Regions from separate parts of the Homo sapiens genome. Here region 2 is linked to region 1. The links are chromatin contacts, found by Hi-C or POLR2A ChIA-PET in ENCODE. All regions are on one chromosome and are shown on one strand. Each heading gives the region's core, a stretch centred on a gene start or an enhancer-like site at or near the end of the contact. The rest is flanking DNA. Distances are from core to core; before and after follow the strand shown. Region 1 has its middle 23 kb from the start of CRYZL2P-SEC16B. Region 2 overlaps RASAL2 (RAS protein activator like 2).

Region 1 (5,455 bases), core at 1,265-3,764:
TTGAGGCGGGGTCTTGCTCTGTAGCCCAGGCTGGAATGCAGTGATGCCATCATGTCTCACTGCAGCCTTGACCTTCTGGGCTCAAATGATCCTCCTGCTTCAGTCTCCTGAGTAGCTGGGACTACAGGCATGCACCACCATGCCCTGCTAATTTTTTTTTAGTTTTTTGTAAAGACAGGGTCTCCCTATGTTGCCCAGGCTGGTCTCAAATTCCTGGGCTCAATCTGTCCTCCCACTCAGTCTCCCAAAGTGCTGAGATTACAGGCTTGAGCCACCATGCCCAGCATACTGTTATTACTTCTAAAGTCAGATACTGTAGCATTTATCCCCATATGGTTATTTACTCATTATTTATAAAATCAATGTGTCTTAAACCAAAATTCTTAACATTAACCCAAAGGTGAATATTAAATCTATTACACTAAGCACCTTGCATAAAAATTACACCACCTTGGTTGCTGGTCACTTGGAGCTTTTGGAAAATGAGGTCATTCTATTTCTACCCAAGCACTCAGGGAATTATATTCCCTTGAGGAAGGAGGTCTGAATCAAACAGGACACCTCAAGGTTCCTGAAGCCGTCATGACTGAGGTAACGTCTTCTTTATATAAACTGGCAGGTTTATATATTTCTTTATATAAACATGACTGTTAAAAGCAAGTAAACATCAAGATAACTGTTTTAACTTGTTTTCCAGTAATTTAAGAGGACTGGGCCCTCGGTTCTTCCAGTGTCGCAGACACCTGCAATCTCACGCATCCTGCCCCAGGACAGGGATAAGTTCTGCAGGTGCTTTCCTTTTCCAGAGTTACAGAAGCCAGGCCTTAGTTCAAGTTTCACAAGCTTGGGATTTAAAAGTCAAGTTTTGATAATAGAAGTAGTGCCTCTAGATGCTTAGTTTGTTTGGTCTGGGGAGAGAAAGAAACAGAATAGAATTGTATAACAGCGTTGGATTTGTTTCCAAGGACACAATGTAAGAGGGAACTGAGGTGACTTAAGAGAAGTTTCAGAGTAGGAGGAAAAGCTGGAACAGGCATATTTATAGCACCAACCTGCCATATATATATATATATATATATATATATATATATATATATATATATATATATGTAAATAAATAAATGTGCATCCTACTCTTATTACTGCTTGTCTTCCTTATTGGCCTCCTTCCTCTTGTAGGTTTAGACAGACACCGACACAGTATTTCCGTCTTCACAAAGAAAGGCTGGCATCTAGGGAAATGACCTTGATAGACAACTATAAACACAATATTAATCAGAGCAATTTGCTCTTCATTGTGCCCCCTTCCCAATATCCCAAAGCAACCCCAGAAGAGAGGCCAAAAAAAAAAAAAAAAGAAAGAAAAAGCACAATCGCTGGCCATCTAATGAGTGTGCAAATAAAGGTAAAATATTCCAACATGGTCCGAAAATGACCCAAGTCCTGCCTCCAAAGAAAGAGATTTTTAAAGATCAGCTAAATCCTAACAGATTTTATGGCAGCACCTCTGTGCCAAATGGTTTCTGTCTTGGTATCATAGAACAAGGTGTTAAGGAAGATAAAGTCGGGGATTTAATCCACATATAACTAGACACCTTTACTCTTTGTAAATAGTGACACAACCTTTACTCCTAGGACAGCTGTCTTGCAAAGAGCTGTGCTCCAGAGAGTCTGGGGCAGAAAGGGAAAATGAAAAATGAGTACCAGCCTATTGTCAGTAATGGGAAAAGAAAGTACCAACTCACAATCACAGCCTACTGGCAATAAGAGTGGCACATTACATTACTTTGTCCTATACTCTCATTGGACCTGAGCATTATTTTTCAGGTCAACTGAATACTTGATTTCAAAAAGACCAGTATTCTAAATGTTGCCCAAATAAATGTCCTCAAATAGATGTTCCTGCCAGTGTAAAAAATATTTTCTGCTTGAAGGTTGAACACGGAAATGGGAGCCCCTTGTTGCTGCTTGCATAAGAGCCTCTGTGGACAATTTAGCTGCTGTTTTACAAGTCAAAGCTGGCCTTTCACAGGCAGCATTGGTGCCTCCATGTGAGACTGGAAAATTGAGCTGCTCTTTCTCTGCCTCTAGTGACCTGCTGAGTAATAAAGGTTTGTGGAGTTGCTTTGTTTCTTTCTCTTTTTTGTTGTTTTAAAATCAGAGCTAAGCTGACAGTCTTCATGAGGATGGTGGGGAGGGCAAGGGCAAGTTAAAATCCACCTCCAGCTCCCCGGGGAAGGAAGAAGCGGAGAGGCTCATTCCTGTCAGCAGGTGTGAGTCAGACACACAGGGAGCAGCAAAATTGAGTAAGAAGGTGCCATTTTGTCGTCAATGTTCCCACCACCACCGCACAGAAATAAATAGTTTGAGAAAATGATCCCGCATGAAAGAAAGATCTGGTTAGGAGTCAGACAGAATAGAAAGTCCCCATGGAATGCTGCTTCATTACGCAATCCTTCCTTTCACCGAGGGATTCCAACTTTTGGTGGAACCAATTTGACAAGCAAGGGCTGACAGCCTGGGAACCAGAAAAGCTGGCCTCCAAAGTGATTAGTCACTTTGAAGCTCAGTCCTACCATTGTATTGTTAGTTGGTATAAGAAGAACTCGGTTAGCCTCAAGTCTCAGTTTTTAAATCTGGAAACTGGGATCAGTAATCTTTACCAACAGATGAATGTTTCTAAGTAATGCTTGGGTTGGAGACACCATCATTCCCCTTTTTAACTATTCCCCCAAATCTTCCTGGAGACACTGTTTTTCTCTTCCTGTGTATTTTACACTGAAGGTTTGCCTCTCCCACTCTGCTCACTGCTGGAGGGATGGTGAATGGCTTGATGTTTAGATAGCCCACACTAGGTTAGCTTCAAAGGAACCTAAATACACTCAGGACAGAATTGTCCCATAAATGGCTATGAATATTACCAATGTCATAATGGAAGAGACTGGAAATTAATCTGGCAGCTTTCTTCTATTATTCATCATTTTTGTATGCTTCAGCTTTAACTGTTTAGTAAGTTATGCATAGTTCATTTGGAAGATATTTTGAAAGGAGGACCTAAAGTATAGTTAATCCCAGAGAGTGGGAGGTTTATCTATAATTCCTTTCACTTGTTTCATTACAAAGTCCAGAATTTTAAACACAGAACTCCACCAACTATTATTTTACAATTTAGCAGCTCTCCATTGAATATATATTTTTGGACCCCTACTCCAGACTTACTAAAGAAGAATCTTTTGGGATCTTGGGCAAGTATAATTGTGAAAGCGTCCCACATGATTCTGATCAACACACTTGGATAAGAACCATAGATAAGTTACTTGGATCAAATGCACCCCAAGTGACCCTGGTGCACCCTTCCCTTTCTCCACTGATGCTTTTTCCTTCCTCTCGGTTGCTCAGGCCAAAAGCTTTGCAGTTGTCCTTGATTTAACTCTTATTCTCGCATTCCACATCTAATCTATCAGCAAATCTTGCTGGCTCTACTTTCAAAATATATCCTGAAAAAAATATATATGTTTATATACCTAGGATTAATCACTTTTGCTGATACACTATCCCAGTCTATTTTCTACAAGGCAGCCAGTATGGTTCTGTAAAAATTTAAATGAGATCCCTTCATTGCTTTGCTCAAAAAATCTCCCATGATTCCCTCTTTTGCTCAGAGTCAAAGGCAAAGTCCTTACCATGGCACACGGGGCTCTGCTGAGCTGGAGTCTGTCACCTCTCTCCACTCTCCTCCTATGCTCTCCTACTCCAACCATAGCAGCCTCCTTGTTGCTCTAAGCACATTTTCATCTCAAGTCCTCTGCATTGGCTCTTCTCTCGTTTGGAAAAGTTTCTTCTCCACAGATGTCTACATGGCGAACTCCATCACTTCACTCATTCATTCGTTCGTTCGTTTATTAGAAACAGGCTCTTGCTATGTTACCCAGACTGGTCTTGAACTCCCGGCCTCAAGTGATCCTCCCACTTCTGTCTCCTGAGTTGCTGCAATTACAGGTGCAAGCCACTGCACCCAGCTTTCCATCACTTCCATCAAGTCTTTTTCAACTGTCACCTCAATGACCACCTCATGGTTACCCTGACCACCCTAACTGAATTGCAACCTGCCTCCTTCACCACAACTCTCCCAATTGCCCTTATTTTGATCTATGTTTCCCCCGAAAGCACTTGTCAGCTTGTAATATATTATATAACCTACTTATTTTTCTTTATTTTATCTTCCTCAGCTAGACTGTAAGCCCCACAAGGGCAGGAATCTGTGTTTGTTTCATCCACGAATATATCTGAAGCACCCAGAACACTACCTAGCATGTGGTCAGTGCTCAATAAATATTTGTAGTATTTGATACATAAAGATTTTTAAATCCAGAGAGAGCAAACCAGATAAGTGACACACCTTACAGAATGCTGCCTCAACATGTTTGCTCCTAATTGGGTTTGCTACTATGGGGACAATCATAGCTTATATATTTTAAGACCTTTGTGGTGCTGTATCTTACAAATGCCATAAAATATGCTACTCCTGTTTTGGAAGTCAAGAACTGAGAGTTGTTGAACTACTTCTACACGCACAGCCCACAGCTAAATCTATATAGTTGCTGGAAATTTCACTTTAGCAGCACCCCTGCATGTTTGGGGTGAAATAGAATAAGGCATTAGTCCTGTGACCTCCAGTCTGTGCCAGGTCAGTGGGAGTTAAAAGCCAAATTGTTGGAGTGTCCTTTTCTGAAGTGAGTTAGTACCGGAAACTCAAATGCCAAAAAAGAGAGAGAGAAAGAGAGAGGGAGGGAGGGAGAGATTATACTTCACGTATCTATTTTTATGTTATTGGGCTTCATCACAATCTCCCCCTAAAACGGTTGACCCAGCAGGACAGAGAGATCTCAGCAGCCCTCACTTACCCCTGGTGAAAACCACCATCTCGGAAAGCCCTCCGCCTTCCCCCCCTCACAGGACAATGCTCTTAATTAGCTTCACCATATTTCCCAGAGAACAAAAGCTCCCCACCCCTTACAGGAAAAGCTTTTGCAGGAGATATCTCACTGGGGAAGCGCCAGGCGCACAACAGGGAGAGGAGAACATACAGGCTGTTCTGAGCTCTGCAAAGAGACACAAACTCTGGATTCTCTAGGGAGTCTCAGAGGTTAGCCCAGCACATTTTTTCTCCACGTGACAAGCACGTGCTTCATATACCCTGAGGTGGCCAACTTCAGAGGGCCCCTTTCCTCCTCTCTCTCCTTCAGTCACTAGCTGGGGGGCTGGGGTTAGAAACCTTGGGGGTGGCAAAATAAGCTGGAATAATCTTTAGAATTGAGTATCTGAGAAGCAGTAGGAGAGGAACAGGGAGTTTATTTCAGGTGACAGACACAGAGCAGGCCCCTATTTTTTTTTTCCTGAGACTAATAATATTTCTGGAATGAGGATGCTTGAATCATATGTCGCTTCATACCAC
Region 2 (5,455 bases), core at 1,371-3,870, 360 kb before region 1:
CTGCTTTTTTTGTTTTAAGAAAGTTAACTTCCTACCTGTCATCTGTACTGCGAAGGGATGGAAGCCGAAAGCTCGTGTTTCTGTCAAGCTTTGACTGGCTTTTGGTCCTCTTGATGGAGCCTTTCAGGCGCTTGCTGAAGAATCCCTAGAAGGAAAGGCAGAAGGTGATGGGAGAGAGAACCAAAAGGGAATGTTACTCGTCCACACTATCTCTGCAAAAGGTATTTAGACTTTTACAATAAAGACCAGAAATAGAAACTAGCTTTTAAGCTTTTTAATTTTGTAAATAATAGTCACTTGAAACCACCTGGCAATGTGATGAGAAAATTTTCTTCTGTGAGAATTGGGATAACTAAACTTTCTAGTAGCACCTAATTTATTATTTATTAATGTTTATATTAGTTATGGAAGAAAAACTTCTAATTTTACTGGTAGATTTCTAAAAAGCACAACAATATAACATACACAAATATATTCCTTTCTATGAAGATGGTACCAGCAATTTCAATACAAATGACATCTACTGATTTCCCAAACTAAGGGAAAACAGGCAAAGAAAATGGCATGTGCAAAGGCCCCCAGGTGAGAAGGTACTTGGCGCATTGGAGGAATTAAAAGATAACTGACAGAAGAGAAAAAGCTTTGTTCTAAGATATGTAAAAAGGAGTTAACTAAGTTGTAAAATATAATGTATTGGTGGTCTCAGAAGTGTTAAAACTCAGTCTATGTCACCTTGGATATGGCATTGTAAAATTAAGTATTGAATGTGGATAAACTATTTTAAAATGAAGTATAGATCATTTATGAAATCATTAAAGCTTCCAGACTGGAACAAAGTGCTTTACAGTCTATGGCCCCTGCCTGCCTCCTGCCAGTTTTACCAAACTATCTAGAGTTCCCTGAACATCCTCCTCGACTCTGCACCTGGCAAATAGTGAGCACTTAACAAAAGTTTGTTGAATAAAAGAATAAATGCAAAAATGAATGACGGTCACTACTTTCAAGAAATTTACAATTCTGTCATTGGCAGGTGAAAGGAATCTTATAGAAGCATATTAAAATTTCTCAGTCAGACACGGTAGCTCATGCCTGTAGTCCCAGCATTTTGAAAAGGCTGAGGTGACAGGATAGCTTGAGGCCAGGAATTTAAGACCAGCCTGGGCAAAATGGCGAGACCCCATCTCTACAAAAATAAAATAAAATAAAATAAAAAATTTAGCCAGCCATGGTAGCACATGCCTGTAGTCCCAGCTACTCAGGAGGATGATGTGGGAGGATTGCTTGAACTCAGGAGTTCGAGGCTGCAGTAAGTGATGACTGTACCACAGCACTCCAGCCGGGGCAATAGAATGAAACCCTAACCCAAAAACAAATAAATAAAATAAAACAAAATTTTTCAAGCAAAGATTCTAATTCAAAGAAAAATATTTTGACACATGGAGAATGACTCTTTCTTGAGATGAATATCATTTTATATAAGCTGTGTACAATAAACATTTCTATAATGAAGAAAAAGAAATACTAGGCCAATATTAGCACATCAAATCTTTTATATTCCTTTAGTAACTACCAAAGCCCACTGTTTTGGGGTGAAGGCTATATTTATCAGGATAAGCTAGGTTATGATTATCTAATCACCCCCCTAATCTTCGTGGCATAAAATATGTTACATGTCCATAAGCAGGTCAACTGAGGGGGTGGGATCCTGTCTATGCTGTCCTTACTCAGGAACTTAGGCTAAGGGAGGCTATCTGGGCTTCTACAGTTTTTGCAGCAGGATAAAGGTAAAATAGCAAATTATGTACATGTACTAGCTCTTAAAGCTTCATATCACTTCTGGTCTCATTTCACTGACAAAACAATCACGTGACCATATCTAACTTCAATGGAGGAAGGGATATATAGTACTACCAGGTACTCAGAAAGGGAACTGAAAATATTTGGTGAACAACAGTATAGACTGCCACAGTGTTTTACCAAGCCAAGTGATTTTTAAACATGCAGGCATTGCTCCTTTTATTAGAGAAAAATGAAAACAAACTTACTCAAATCAAAGTGGAACTATTTAGATTACTGAAAGAAAATACTTATAATGCTATATCTTATTGTTTTGGCCATCCAAGGAGTTAAGTGTAAAAACTCCTAGTATATATCACATAGACATAATACCCTAGGCTGTTTTTCACTCCAGCTTATTATAGGTATGTAGAGATTGACTAAAGGCAAGGGAAAAAGGCTCAATGTGAAGATGATGAGGATGAAGGTCTTTATGATTCACTTCCACCTAATGAATAGTAAATAGTATATTTTCTTTTCCTTATGATTTTCTCAATAACACTTTCTTTTCTCTAGTTTACAATTTTAAGAATGCAACATATAATACATATATCACACAAAAGATGTGTTAATTGACTGTATATGTTATTGGCAAGGCTTCCAGTCAACAGTAGGCTAATAGTAGTTAAGTTTTGGGTGAGTCAAAAGTTATATGAAATTTTTCAACTGCATAGCAGGGTGGTGTCTCTAACCCCCATGTTGTTCAAGGGTCAACTGTACAATTTTGGTGTCATTAGGGAGAGTCACTGTCATTAGTCACAGTCATTAGTACATAAAGGCAAAGGCTTTATGTACTATTTTCTATGACTCAATCAGAATGAGTCACCACATTTGCTAATAAATGTAGCTAGCAAACCAGGCTTAAGTTTATAGAATTGTAATAGGATTGCTAGGCCTAGGTTGAGATCCAGGCCGAGGAGTCGACCAAAAATCATACATATATTTCTAATGAAAATACAGTTAAGCATTTGACTGAGACAGTATTAGTAGACTGTCTACTAATTAAATCTAGTAATTTAATTCTACCTTTTTGTGGCACTTTTTTTTTTTTTTTTTTTTTTAGACGGAGTTTCACTCTTGTTGCCCAGGCTGGAGTGCAATGGTGCAATCTCGGCTCACCGCAACCTCCGCCTCCCAGGTTCAAGCTCTTCTCCTGCCTCAACCTCCCGAGTAGCTGGGATTACAGTTGGAATTACACACCTGGCTAATTTTGTATTTTTGGTAGAGATGGTGTTTTTCCATGTTGGTCAGGCTGGTCTTGAACTTCCGACCTCAGGTGATCCGCCCACCTCGGCCTCCCAAAGTGCTGGGATTACAGGCATGAGCCACTGCGTCCAGCCTTGTGGCACATATCATATCATACCTCATATGACATAATATGATACATTGTATTTAATAAAACTTATGCTTATTTGTTGTAGAGAACTCTACTAGGAGTTGTAAGGAAATCAAAGATAAACACAAACTCTGCCCTCAAGGAACTTGCCATTTAATACAGACTTTAGATACTAAATATAAATTTATGCACAGGCTTATTAGTAGACTGGACATGGCTGAGGAAAGAATCTCTAAGCATGAGGATATATCAATAGAAACATCCAAAACTGAAAAGCAAGCAGAACAAACAAAAATAACCCAGAAAAGAATATCCAAAGACTACAGGACAACTACGAAAGGCGTAACGTGTAATGGGAATACCAAAAGGAGAAAAGAGAAAGAAATAGAAAATCAGAAACAATAATGACTGAGAATTTCCCCAAATTAATATACCAAACCAAAGATCCAGGAAGCTCAGAGAATACTGAGAATACCAAGCAGCATAAATGCCAAAAAAAAAAACCCTAAAAGAAAAAAAATCCCAACCCCCAAAACTACACTGAGGCATATAATTTTCAAACTGCAGAAAAACAAAGAAAAAGAAAAAATCCTAAAGAAGCCAGAAGGAAAAAACACCTTATGTACAGAGGAACAAAAATAAGCATTACATCTGGCTTCTCCTCAGAAACCATACAAGCAAGAGAATGGAGTGAAATATTAAAGTGTTGAGAGGAAAAAAAAAGAACCCAAACTACCAACCTAGAATTCTATAACCTGCAAAACTATCATTCAAAAGTGAAGGTGAAATAAAGCTTTCTCACATACATGAAAAAATTGAGGAAAAATGTTGCCAGTAGACCAGCATTGCAAAAAATGTTTAAAGAAGTTCCTTAGAGAGAAAAGAAAACAATATAGGTCACAAATTGGACCTTCTTAAGAAAACAAAGAGTATAAAAGGAATAAGTGAAAATAAAACCACCTTTTATTTTTCTTCTTAATTGATTTAATATTGAAGTAATAACAACAATGTATTTAATTATGTATGCTTATGTATATATGCTTATGTCTATATGATATATATGCTTATGTATACTTATATATAAGGGAAATGAATAATAATGATACAAATGACAAGGTGGAAGAATTAAGATTATTTTATTATAAGGTACTCATACTATCTACGAAGTTGTATAGTGTTATGTGAAAGTGGACTTACATTAGTTATACATTTAAAAAACTGCAAATTCTAGGGAAACCACTAAATTTTTTAAAAAATAAGTATAACTGATATGCTAAGAAAGGAGAGAAAATGGAATCATATAAGTCATTCAATTACAATCACGAAAGGTTATAAACAGTGGAAGACAAAAATAAGGACACAGAACAAAGGCAACAAATAGAAAACAGTTAACAAATATGGTTAGAAACCCAACTATGTCAATAATCACTTCGAACGTCAATAGTCTAAATACCCCAATTAAAAGAGATTGTCAGTGTAGATCAGAAAACAAAACCCAACTATATATCATCTACCAGAAACTCACTTTAAATATAAAGGCACATAAAGATTAATAGTAAATGGATGGAAACAATATACTATGCCAACACTAATCAAAAGAAAGCAGGCATAGCTATATTAATTTCAGACAGAGCAGATATTACAGCAAGAAAACTTAACAAGGATAAAGAATGGCATTATATAATGATAAATGGGTCAATTTTCCAAGAATACAGCCTTAATGTGTATGTGCTTAATAACAGAGTGTCAAGAGACATGAGGCAAAACTGGTAAGAGTTGCTAGGAGAAACAGATAAATCTATATAGTTGAAGACTACACACCTATCTATCAGAAATGGACAGATCTAGCAGGCAGAAAATCAGTGAGGACATAGTTGAACTCCAAAACACCATTTAATCAACTGGATATAATTGACATCTATAGACTACTTTATCCAACAACAGCAGAATAGAGATTCCTCAAGCTCATATGGAACATTCACCAAGACAGATCAAATTCTGGGCATAAAACACATATTAATAAATTTAAAAGAATAGAGATCATACAATGTCTTCTTTTAGATCATAATGGAATTAAACTAGAAATCAGTAATAGAAAGATGACTAGAAAATCCCAAAATATGTGGGGATTAAACAACATACTTCTGAACAACACATGGATCAAAGAAGAAATCTCAAGAGAAATTAAAAAACACTTTGAACTGAATGAAATAAAAATGAAAACATAGCATCTAAATTTTGTGGTATGCAGTAAAAACAGTGCTTAGAGGAAAATTTATAGCA

Evidence for each region. Hi-C counts contacts between places; a loop is a spot of excess contacts on that map. ChIA-PET counts read pairs that join two places held with the same protein, here RNA polymerase II (POLR2A). Pooled maps may share reads with other maps.
Region 2: a map with no recorded cell type shows a loop between it and region 1 (2.2-fold over the local background). The contact joins two enhancer-like sites. A Hi-C loop is called at or near these places in 1 of 37 single-sample maps with no recorded cell type and 2 of 50 pooled maps. POLR2A ChIA-PET finds 5 or more read pairs at or near these places in 2 of 52 experiments (A673 and Panc1).

The regions. Positions count from the first base shown.
Region 1 is chr1:178,058,015-178,063,469 of GRCh38, reverse strand. No RefSeq gene overlaps it. Among named protein-coding and RNA genes, the nearest start is that of CRYZL2P-SEC16B, 23 kb to the right of the region's middle. Within about 2 kb of position 2,514, at least 3 of the 41 ENCODE cell types and tissues checked have a DNase peak (open chromatin) inside an H3K27ac peak, as active enhancers do.
Region 2 is chr1:178,415,201-178,420,655 of GRCh38, reverse strand. RASAL2 (RAS protein activator like 2) reads right to left here. Exons shown (of 18, transcript NM_170692.4): 5 at 36-145. Among named protein-coding and RNA genes, the nearest start is that of CLEC20A, 79 kb to the left of the region's middle. RefSeq lists an enhancer at 1,993-3,192. Within about 2 kb of position 2,620, at least 2 of the 41 ENCODE cell types and tissues checked have a DNase peak (open chromatin) inside an H3K27ac peak, as active enhancers do.